Linked DNA regions of Homo sapiens: all the other regions are linked to region 2. Evidence: chromatin contacts called from ENCODE Hi-C or POLR2A ChIA-PET data. All regions are on one chromosome and are shown on one strand. Each heading gives the region's core, a stretch centred on a gene start or an enhancer-like site at or near the end of the contact. The rest is flanking DNA. Distances are from core to core; before and after follow the strand shown.

The links. A loop is a pair of places that touch in the nucleus more often than their neighbours do. ChIA-PET counts read pairs that join two places held with the same protein, here RNA polymerase II (POLR2A). Pooled maps may share reads with other maps.
Region 1: a pooled map shows a loop between it and region 2 (2.9-fold over the local background). The contact joins the promoter of LITAF here to the enhancer-like site in region 2. A Hi-C loop is called at or near these places in 1 of 168 maps with a recorded cell type or tissue (heart right ventricle) and 6 of 50 pooled maps. POLR2A ChIA-PET finds 5 or more read pairs at or near these places in 3 of 52 experiments (PC-9, activated CD4-positive, alpha-beta T cell and activated CD8-positive, alpha-beta memory T cell).
Region 3: a map of OCI-LY7 shows a loop between it and region 2 (4-fold over the local background). The contact joins two enhancer-like sites. A Hi-C loop is called at or near these places in 1 of 168 maps with a recorded cell type or tissue (OCI-LY7), 2 of 37 single-sample maps with no recorded cell type and 9 of 50 pooled maps. POLR2A ChIA-PET finds 5 or more read pairs at or near these places in 2 of 52 experiments (B cell and activated CD4-positive, alpha-beta T cell).

Annotation. Positions count from the first base shown.
Region 1 is chr16:11,585,472-11,588,171 of GRCh38, reverse strand. It overlaps LITAF (lipopolysaccharide induced TNF factor), which reads left to right and starts at 1,253. Exons shown (of 4, transcript NM_001136472.2): 1 at 1,253-1,286. RefSeq lists silencers at 900-1,379, 1,410-1,489 and an enhancer at 2,390-2,499.
Region 2 is chr16:11,092,960-11,095,659 of GRCh38, reverse strand. All of the region lies in intron 19 of CLEC16A (C-type lectin domain containing 16A), which reads right to left. Among named protein-coding and RNA genes, the nearest start is that of CLEC16A, 150 kb to the right of the region's middle. RefSeq lists an enhancer at 738-787. Within about 2 kb of position 1,433, at least 11 of the 41 ENCODE cell types and tissues checked have a DNase peak (open chromatin) inside an H3K27ac peak, as active enhancers do; they include OCI-LY7 and PC-9, where a contact is called at or near this core.
Region 3 is chr16:11,369,480-11,372,179 of GRCh38, reverse strand. It overlaps LOC400499 (putative uncharacterized protein LOC400499), which reads left to right. Exons shown (of 67, transcript NM_001370704.1): 67 at 1-165. The region is part of intron 1 of LOC105371082 (a long non-coding RNA gene); the gene reads right to left. Among named protein-coding and RNA genes, the nearest start is that of RMI2, 25 kb to the right of the region's middle. RefSeq lists enhancers at 955-1,455, 1,641-1,700. Within about 2 kb of position 1,404, at least 3 of the 41 ENCODE cell types and tissues checked have a DNase peak (open chromatin) inside an H3K27ac peak, as active enhancers do; they include OCI-LY7, where a contact is called at or near this core.

The sequences.
Region 1 (2,700 bases), core at 4-2,503, 490 kb before region 2:
AACATCTACATGGGAACCTCCTATGCTTGGGAGAACTTTGAAATCCCTTCCAACTTGGTAACTCGTCCACGGCTGAGGGTGGCCCGTCAGTGGACATGGCGCAAGGTGGCAAGAACTTGGGGCTGGGGACACTTTGCTGAGGGACCCGGGACAAGCCACACTCCCTATCTGGGCCTCACTATCTTTAGGACCTCGGGTAAAGGCATGGGATTTGGGCACCGGAGGGTTCTAAGATCCAGGTCTTTGCCAGCATGGGGCTCGGAAGCTCCCTGTCCAAATGGCGTTTGTTTGTGGATGGCCACATCATGGTTCTGCCCATCTCCTGACTCTGTGTACTCTGAAAGCCAGGCATGCTTCTTAATTCCCTCTAATGATTTCCCAGAGAGCCTGCTGGATCCAGGCTGCTGCTGTTATCACTGCAGCCGGCCGATGGGGCTCCAAGCAGACGGGCAGATGGCACCCATTTAGGGGCGGATGTGAAATGGGGCTACTGATTTCCAGAGCTTGCTTTCAGTGATGGCTGAGAAAGGCCTACCTGGCGGCACGGACCACCCTGGGGGCACAAAGCGGACAGGCAGCTGATAAGCCTTACCTAATACCTATCCTGTGCTAAAAACTTTACCATCTTCCCAGTTCACTCCCAGTCGGTCTTAGGAGACAGGACCGCTATTGTGCCCATTTTGCAGACAGGAAGCCGAGCTCAGAGAGGATGGGTAACATGCCCGAAGGCACAGAGAGTGTCTTGGTCTGTCCGGACGCGTCTGTAGAGTTACAGGAAGAGAAGGGCCGCCCTCCAGAGGGCCGGGAGCGCCCCAGCGCGGGTCCGGGGTCGAGGTTGGTGGTCCCGCCGCCTGGAAGTGGTGGAGCGGCGCGGGGAGGGGGGAAAGTGGGGAGAGCCGCGAGCGGCAAATCAGGAGGGAGGGCCAGGCTGTCGGGGGCGGACGGGTGGGGCTGGCACCGAGAGGCAGGGGCAGGATAGGAGAGTGGGGGAGACACCAGGTCCGCGCCAGGCGTCTCGGGGGTAAGCCTGGGAAGCTCTGGGGTGGCGAGCGAGCCGGGTGTGGGATGGAGCCTGGGGGCGATCAGAGTGAGGCGGGGAACCGGCGGTGGTCTCGCCTGGGGCCCAGGTGCGGGCCGCGGGGGCGGGAGAAGCCGGAAGCCCAAGCCGGCCGCGCTCCGCCCCGGCGGGTCCAGCCCCCGCCCCCGTCCCCGCCGCCCGGCCCTTTTCTCGGGGCGCCCGAGAGGCCAGCTCAGACCTCCCGGCTCGACAGGCGGCGCGGGCGGCGGTGAGTGCGGCGCGGGGACGCCGGGGCGCGGGGACCAGCGGGAGACAGCGGGGGGCCGGTGGCGCCAGCACCTGCTGGGGGCCCCGGGCACTGAGCCCTTGGCTGGGGCCTCCTGGGATGCCAGGGGGCGCGGGTCGGGTCGCGGGCATCGAGGCGCGGCGGAGGGCGTGGGGGCCCGGCCGGGGCGGGGTCCGGCCTCCCAGCGCTGGTCCCGGCCGCGTCTCCGGTTGGGTTCAGCTCCTGCGTCCCAGAGTGGCCCGATCGCGCGTGGCGGGGTCGTCCGGCCCCCACCCGAACGAGCGCCCTTCGCGGCCCGCCGCGTCCCCCTCCCCGGAGAGGACGGCCCCTGGGCTTTTTAGAAAAAGGCGCGATTCTCTCTAGTGACTCAGGTTGAGATTTCCAGAAATATCCCCCGGGGGTTCAGAAACAAAACCAAAACAAACAAAAAAACCCCAACGAATTCCCAAATGCTATTTGCCAAACATTTGACTTCTAGGGGCGCGGGTACCCGCGTTTCTCTCCCTGCCCCCGCGACTTCGCGCAAGATCCGGGAAGGACACCCGAGGCCCCTGGGAGACCCTGGGGAGGTGAAAATCAGAGAGCGAAGCGGGCCGTGGCCCCTAGGCCTGACCCCTCCCCGCGGGGTAAGGCGGGCACCCCGCGAGCGCAGGGGTCCTCTTACTGCTGATGGCACCCAGCTCTGGGCCCAGACGCCGCTCACCGTCCACCGCCGGTGCTGGGTAGGTGCTGGTGGGACCAGCTGGTGACTGGTGGCAGAAGTGGATCTCGCCCCTCCCTGCCAAGCTAGGCAAATACCCTCCCCGCTCTGGTTTGCAGGTCACTGTGGATAGGTGGTCAGTTGGTGGTGTGCCCGAAGCTCTTCGGGGTCAGGGAGAGGAGGTGATAGGGGAAAGGTGTATGTTCTGGAAGGGCCAGTCATGCTTCAGGGACCAGGCTAGTTGGACCTTCACTGGTTTTCTACTTCCCGACAGTGGAGCTGATGTCACTGGCTGTTGGACTGAGCAGTGGTCACTGGGAAATCTACAGTTTGTGGAAGCCACGGGGTCTTCCAAGCTCCTACCAGTCTTCCCAAAGAGGATGCCTCCCTCCCCTTGGCCTGGTGCACTGGTGCTGGTTCAAAGACTGTCTGAAGCCCAGCTTGGGGTCCTCTTTAGGAAAGCCATGATTTGCCTTAATGTGTGCTTGGCTGCTTCATCTGCCCTCTCACCCCCTGCCTTCTCAGAGTGACTCTTTTTAGGACTTCCTATTTAGGACTAACCCAGATGCCTACAGAGAGAAGTGCAGGCTGGTATCTGGAATTCCACCAGTGTTTTGGTTTTATCAGTTGGAGCAGGATCTAGATGGCGTGTGACTTGCTTTACCTGGCATAGAGTAACACCCATATTGCACTTGG
Region 2 (2,700 bases), core at 184-2,683:
TTGTATTTTTAGTAGAGATGGGGTTTTACCATGTTGGCCAGGCTGGTTTCGAACTCCTGATCTCAGGTGATCTGCCTGCCTCGGCCTCCCAAAGTGTTGGGATTACAGGCGTGAGCCATCGTGCCCGGCTGTAGCTCCTGTCTTACTCAACTGTCCAGAGCACTGTGGCAAACCCTCAGCTATGCTGACTGCCTGGACTCTGTTCCTGGAGTGGTCATTCCCAACACACAGACCAGAGCTGGCCCGTGGAGAGAATGTCAGGACTGATCAAGGTGAAAATGGGGAGGTGGGGGGAGCCCTGCACCCAGAGTCAGAACATGATGTGCCAGGCTGCTATGAGGGCCTTTCCAGCCGTGACCCCTGCACAGCCTTTTTTCTTTTTCATCTTCTCTTTCCTTTCTTTCTTCTCTCTGGTTCTTGCTCTAAAAGCACGACCTAGAAAAGGCAGGCTTTCCACGTTCCATAACATTACCGCCCACTTTTTCCTGCTATTTACATCAAAGATCCCAAGCTCACACATTTGAAACAGAATGTCATTTAAAAGACTACCCACTTAAAAAAAAAAAGAAAAAAAAAGATTAGCAACTGTTCAAATAAGAAACAAGTCATGGAAAATGTGACTTTCATTCTAGTTCTGCTTGATCACACCTGCTAAGAAGAAAGTAGAAACTTCAAACGCATCACAGGTACTGAGGGAGCCCAGAGCTGCAAAAGGTTAAGTGCTTTATCGGGGATCATCCAGTAGTAGGAAACTTTTTCCATTATGTGCTTAAAGGCCCACAGCCCCTTTAAATAGCCCCCTGCTACCTCATAATAACGATAACTTGATTCATTCTACAGGCTTTATTGATTTAAATGTGATTCACGTAAAATTCATGGCAACCATGCAAACCTAATTTTTCACATTTGAGCTACATTAGAAACTACACGGCAGAGGCAGGAGGGAAATGAGAGAAGGCATATTCGGGCAGTGGGGCCAAGGCAGGCATGCAGGGCCCCACAGGAAAAAAGGGAGAGATTTTTCTAAAGAACTCAGATGCAAAAAGAGACACACAAGGTCAGTTCTTAAGAAAGGAGCTTGCCTGATGTGGCCTGGAAAAAGTTGTAGGGGGGGAGGTGGTGCCTGTAAATGCTTCAAACTTCAGAGGCAAGGCCTTGTGTGGCTCTCAGCTGCCCCTCCTCTGAGCAGCTGGAGCCAAGAGGGCCCGTTAAGCCACAAGAGCACTTCTGCCTCCTCCCACAAACCTCACATCTGTAGATGAAGCCGGCTCTGGCTTCCAGAAGGTTTACTGCAATCACACCTTAGGGCTGGAAACTTATCAGGCTCGGCCTGCCCAGGACAGGCGCAGAGCTTCTGAGTCAAGCCTCTGGAACCCCTGACTCATGTTACCCTTCAGTTTCCCCTTTGAGCCCCTGGAGCCTTCATCTTTGGTCACCTGAAGGTGACACAGCAAGGTGGTTCATTAGGACAGCCACAGGCTGGGAAGGGGCCCTGTACAAAAGAGGAAGTACTCTGGAGGAAAGGTTGAGACCAGGGCATGATTTAGAGGAATGGGGTCAGTCCTGCTTCCTAATGCCACAGTTACAAAAGAAGGCAGAAATTAACCACCATGGCTTCTACAAGCACATGATAGGACCTGCCTGTCGTCCAAAGACCCTCGTCACCCCTCCACCCCAACAGGCTAGGAAGCCTGTGGGTCCTCCCTTCTAACCAAGCCTGCCCCATCCCTGAACGCACCGTGGCTTGGGTCACTGTCCTCTCACCTGGGGTGAATGAGAGAGGCATGTTTCACCAGCTGCCGCCTCCATTCTTGCTACCTCATCCCTGCTAACTGTGCCATGGAAGTGGGCTTCCTGGAGCTGCTCCCAGCCCACTTTCCTGTCCTTCAGCAGGGCCCCTTCTCTGCACTGCCACACCCTCATATCCTGGCTCGCCTTCTACCTCCTCTTGCTCAGTCTTGTACACGCCCTGCCCTCTTCCACCTGTGCTGTGCCCAGGGTGCATCTGCCCACCCTCGGCGCCTGGCTGATATTTACTTCTTCAAAAATACGCCCACTTTGCTTTAAGACAGATTCATTTGGTGACTCCTCAGTGCCAGGCGGTATAGATATGAAGAGAAAGGTGACCAGTCACTGCCCACCTTCCAACCCTTGAGTCCGGGCAGAATCACTGAAGTGTCCAGCAGGGCATGCTCCCGGCCTGTACACTGGAAGCCTGTTTGTTCCTTTGCCTGAGTGCCACAGGAAGTGTCAGCTAGGGTTTAGGAGGCCTTGAAGCACTTTTTGAGTCCTAGACTCATACTCACTGGGACGAGTATGGCCACGGTAACCGCACTGGCTGAGGAAAAGTGGCTTTGTTCTCCAAATGTCCCAACTCCAGGGCCCAGGCTCACTGTGAGGGATGGCAGGGAAGGGCCACTCCAGTGAAGCCTACTGCCCTTCTCTCTCTCACTCTGCTGTGCTGAGCAGGTCTAGCTGAATTCATAAGAGATGAGGGTGCACACCATGTGATGCCCCAAAAGCACCATGAGAAGGGGGTGCAAAGGCTGTAGGAGCCAGCAGGGAAGTGGAGGTGGTGGGGGGTACAGGAGGAGGAGATCCCTGAGATGGGTCTGGACAGATTGCCCAGGTAAGGATGCTCCTCATCCCAGCTCCTCCCTGCTCCATGGGGGCCTCGACACTGGGGTAGGGGGAGCTTCC
Region 3 (2,700 bases), core at 155-2,654, 280 kb before region 2:
TGGGACTGAATGCTTCAGGGGACCCTGGGGAGGGCCTCTGTTTTGGTAGGGGCACCTGTGAACTCAGGCCTCCAGGCTACATCATTGGAAGTGTTTTACTTTCTTTTGGGAATGTAACTTTTTCCTTTGAGTTTTCAACTGAAAAATAAAGCTGGCAGAATCCAAGAACATGTCTCTAGATTGCTGGGGTTGATCATCCACTCAAGAGAGGGGGAGGCGTGGGCAGCTATGGAATCTGCTCACCGATAGGGGGTGCCCTCGAGCCCTCTCTGCACTGAGCCTGGTAGGAGCTTGTAGGGCCCAGATTCCAGAGCAAAGGGCAAGGCATCAGCCACGGGGACTGAGGCAAGCTGAAGGCCAGACTTGACCGTCCTTGACCTCCGCCCCACCATCCCCCCCATGAATCCCTGGTGCATAGCAGGTGCTAGATGAAGTTCAGAAGAAAGAACTCCAGGGTGAATGGGAACAAGAAGGTTGGTCCTCCACACCCCCACACTGGAGGGAAGACAGAAGGGAGAGTGGCTGTGATTTGAGTGCTTTGCTGTGGTTACAGCCTAAAGACCCTGGAGACCAGGCACTGCTCCAAGTGCCTTGAAAGATGTTTGATCTGGGGGCTGGGTGCAGTGGCTCACGCCTGTAATCCCAGCACTTTGGGAGGCCGAGGCGGGTGGATCATGAGGTCAGGAATTCAAGACCAGCCTGGCCAACACGGTGAAACCTCATCTCTACTGGAAAAAAAAAAAAAAAAAAAAAAAATCCGGGCATGGTGGCTGGCGCCTGTAATCCCAGCTACCCAGGAGGCTGAGGCAGAGAACTGCTTGAACCCAGGAGGCGGAGACTGCAGTGAGCCAAGATCACACCACTGCACTCCAGCCTGGCGACAGAGTGAGACTCCGTCTCAAAAAAAAAAAAAAAAAGTTTGGGTCGGGCACAGTGGGTCACGCCTGTAATCCCAGCACTTTGGGAGGCCAAGGTGGGTGGATCATGAGGTCAGCAAATCGAGACCATCTTGGCTAACACGGTGAAACCCCGTCTCTACTAAACATACAAAAAATTAGCCGAGTGAGGTGGCGGGCTCCTGTAGTCCCAGCTACTTGGGAGGTTGGGGCAGGAGAATGGCGTGAACACGGGAGGTGGAGCTTGCAGTGAGCGGAGATCGTGCCACTGCACTGTAGCCTGGGCGACAGAGCGAAGGCTCCATCTCAAAAAAAAAAAAAAAAAAAAAGTTTGATCTTAGGCCTTACAATAGTCCAATGAGGAACGGATGATCCCCACTTAATGAGAGAAGAAACAAAGGCTCAGAGAGTTGAGGGGATTTCCCCAAGGTCATACAAGCTACAAACAGCCAGGATGGCACTGACGCGGGCCTGCCTGCCTCCCAAGGCTGCCCAAGCTCACTCAACCCCCACTTCTGCTTTTGCAATAAAAGAAAAGCAAATCACTGGTGCTCAGGGGCCCATGAGCAATTCAGAGTCAGATGCAACTAGAGTGTGCAGCCACCTGACCTGTTGGTTTCTCAATATGCTTAACGGATCCATGATTTCTGGTCCAGAAAGGAAACGCAGAAGCTTTCCTTCCTGCCTCCCACATTCTATGGGTCAAGTATTTACCAAAAACACAGCAGTGGACTGGACACCAGCAGAGATACAAAGAGGGAAACATAGTTCTCCCTTCTCAAGGCAGGTTGGACAACATCAATACTTTCCAACTGGGGGGTGTGGGTGGAGTACTTATGCATGAATTTGAAACAGATAGGAGAGGGAATGATTCCAGCGGAAAGACCAATTCACGTCTACAATATACACTGAACTCCAGCCTGGACAACATAGCAAGACTCTGTCTCTAAAAAAATTTAATCATTAGCCAGGCATGGTGGCACATGCCTGTCTAGGAGGCTGAGGCAGGAGGATCACTTGAGCCCAGGAGTTCAAAATCACAATCAACTATGATCACACCACTGCACTCCAGCCTGGGCATCAGAGCAAGGCCCTATCTCCAAAACAAAACAAGGTAAGATGTTTACATACAAATCAAGGTAAGAAAATCCAAAATAAAATATTACCAAACAAACCCCACTGGGGCCTTAAAAAAAAAGTGACCTAAACCAAGTGAGAATTGTACAGTGTGACAAGGATAGCTCAAAATTAGAACATCTTTTAATTTCAAATATATATATATATATATATATATATATATATATACACACATATTTTTTTTTTTTTTTTTTTTTTCCTGAGATGGAGTCTCGCTCTATTGCCCAGGCTGGAGTGCAGTGGTGCGATCTAGGCTCACTGCAAGCTCCGCTTCCTGGGTTCACTCAGTTCTCCTGCCTCACCCTCCCGGGACTACAGGCGTCCGCCACCACACCTGACTAGCTTTTTTGTATTTTTAGAAGAGATGGGGTTTCACCATGTTAGCCAGGATGGTCTTGACCTCCTGACCTTGTGATCTGCCTGCCTCAGCCTCCCAAAGTGCTGGGATTACAGGTGTGAGCCACTGCGCCCAGCCTAATTTCATTCATATTAATATGTTAAAAATCATAATCATCGTAGATGTTGAAAAGGCATTTGACAAAATTTACTACAAAATTTAGAAAAAAACACATCAAATTAGAAAGAGGGATACTTCCTTAAATTACACACGATAAAGGAAATTACACCCAGACACACACCCATCAAGCCAGAGCCCAGCATCATTTAT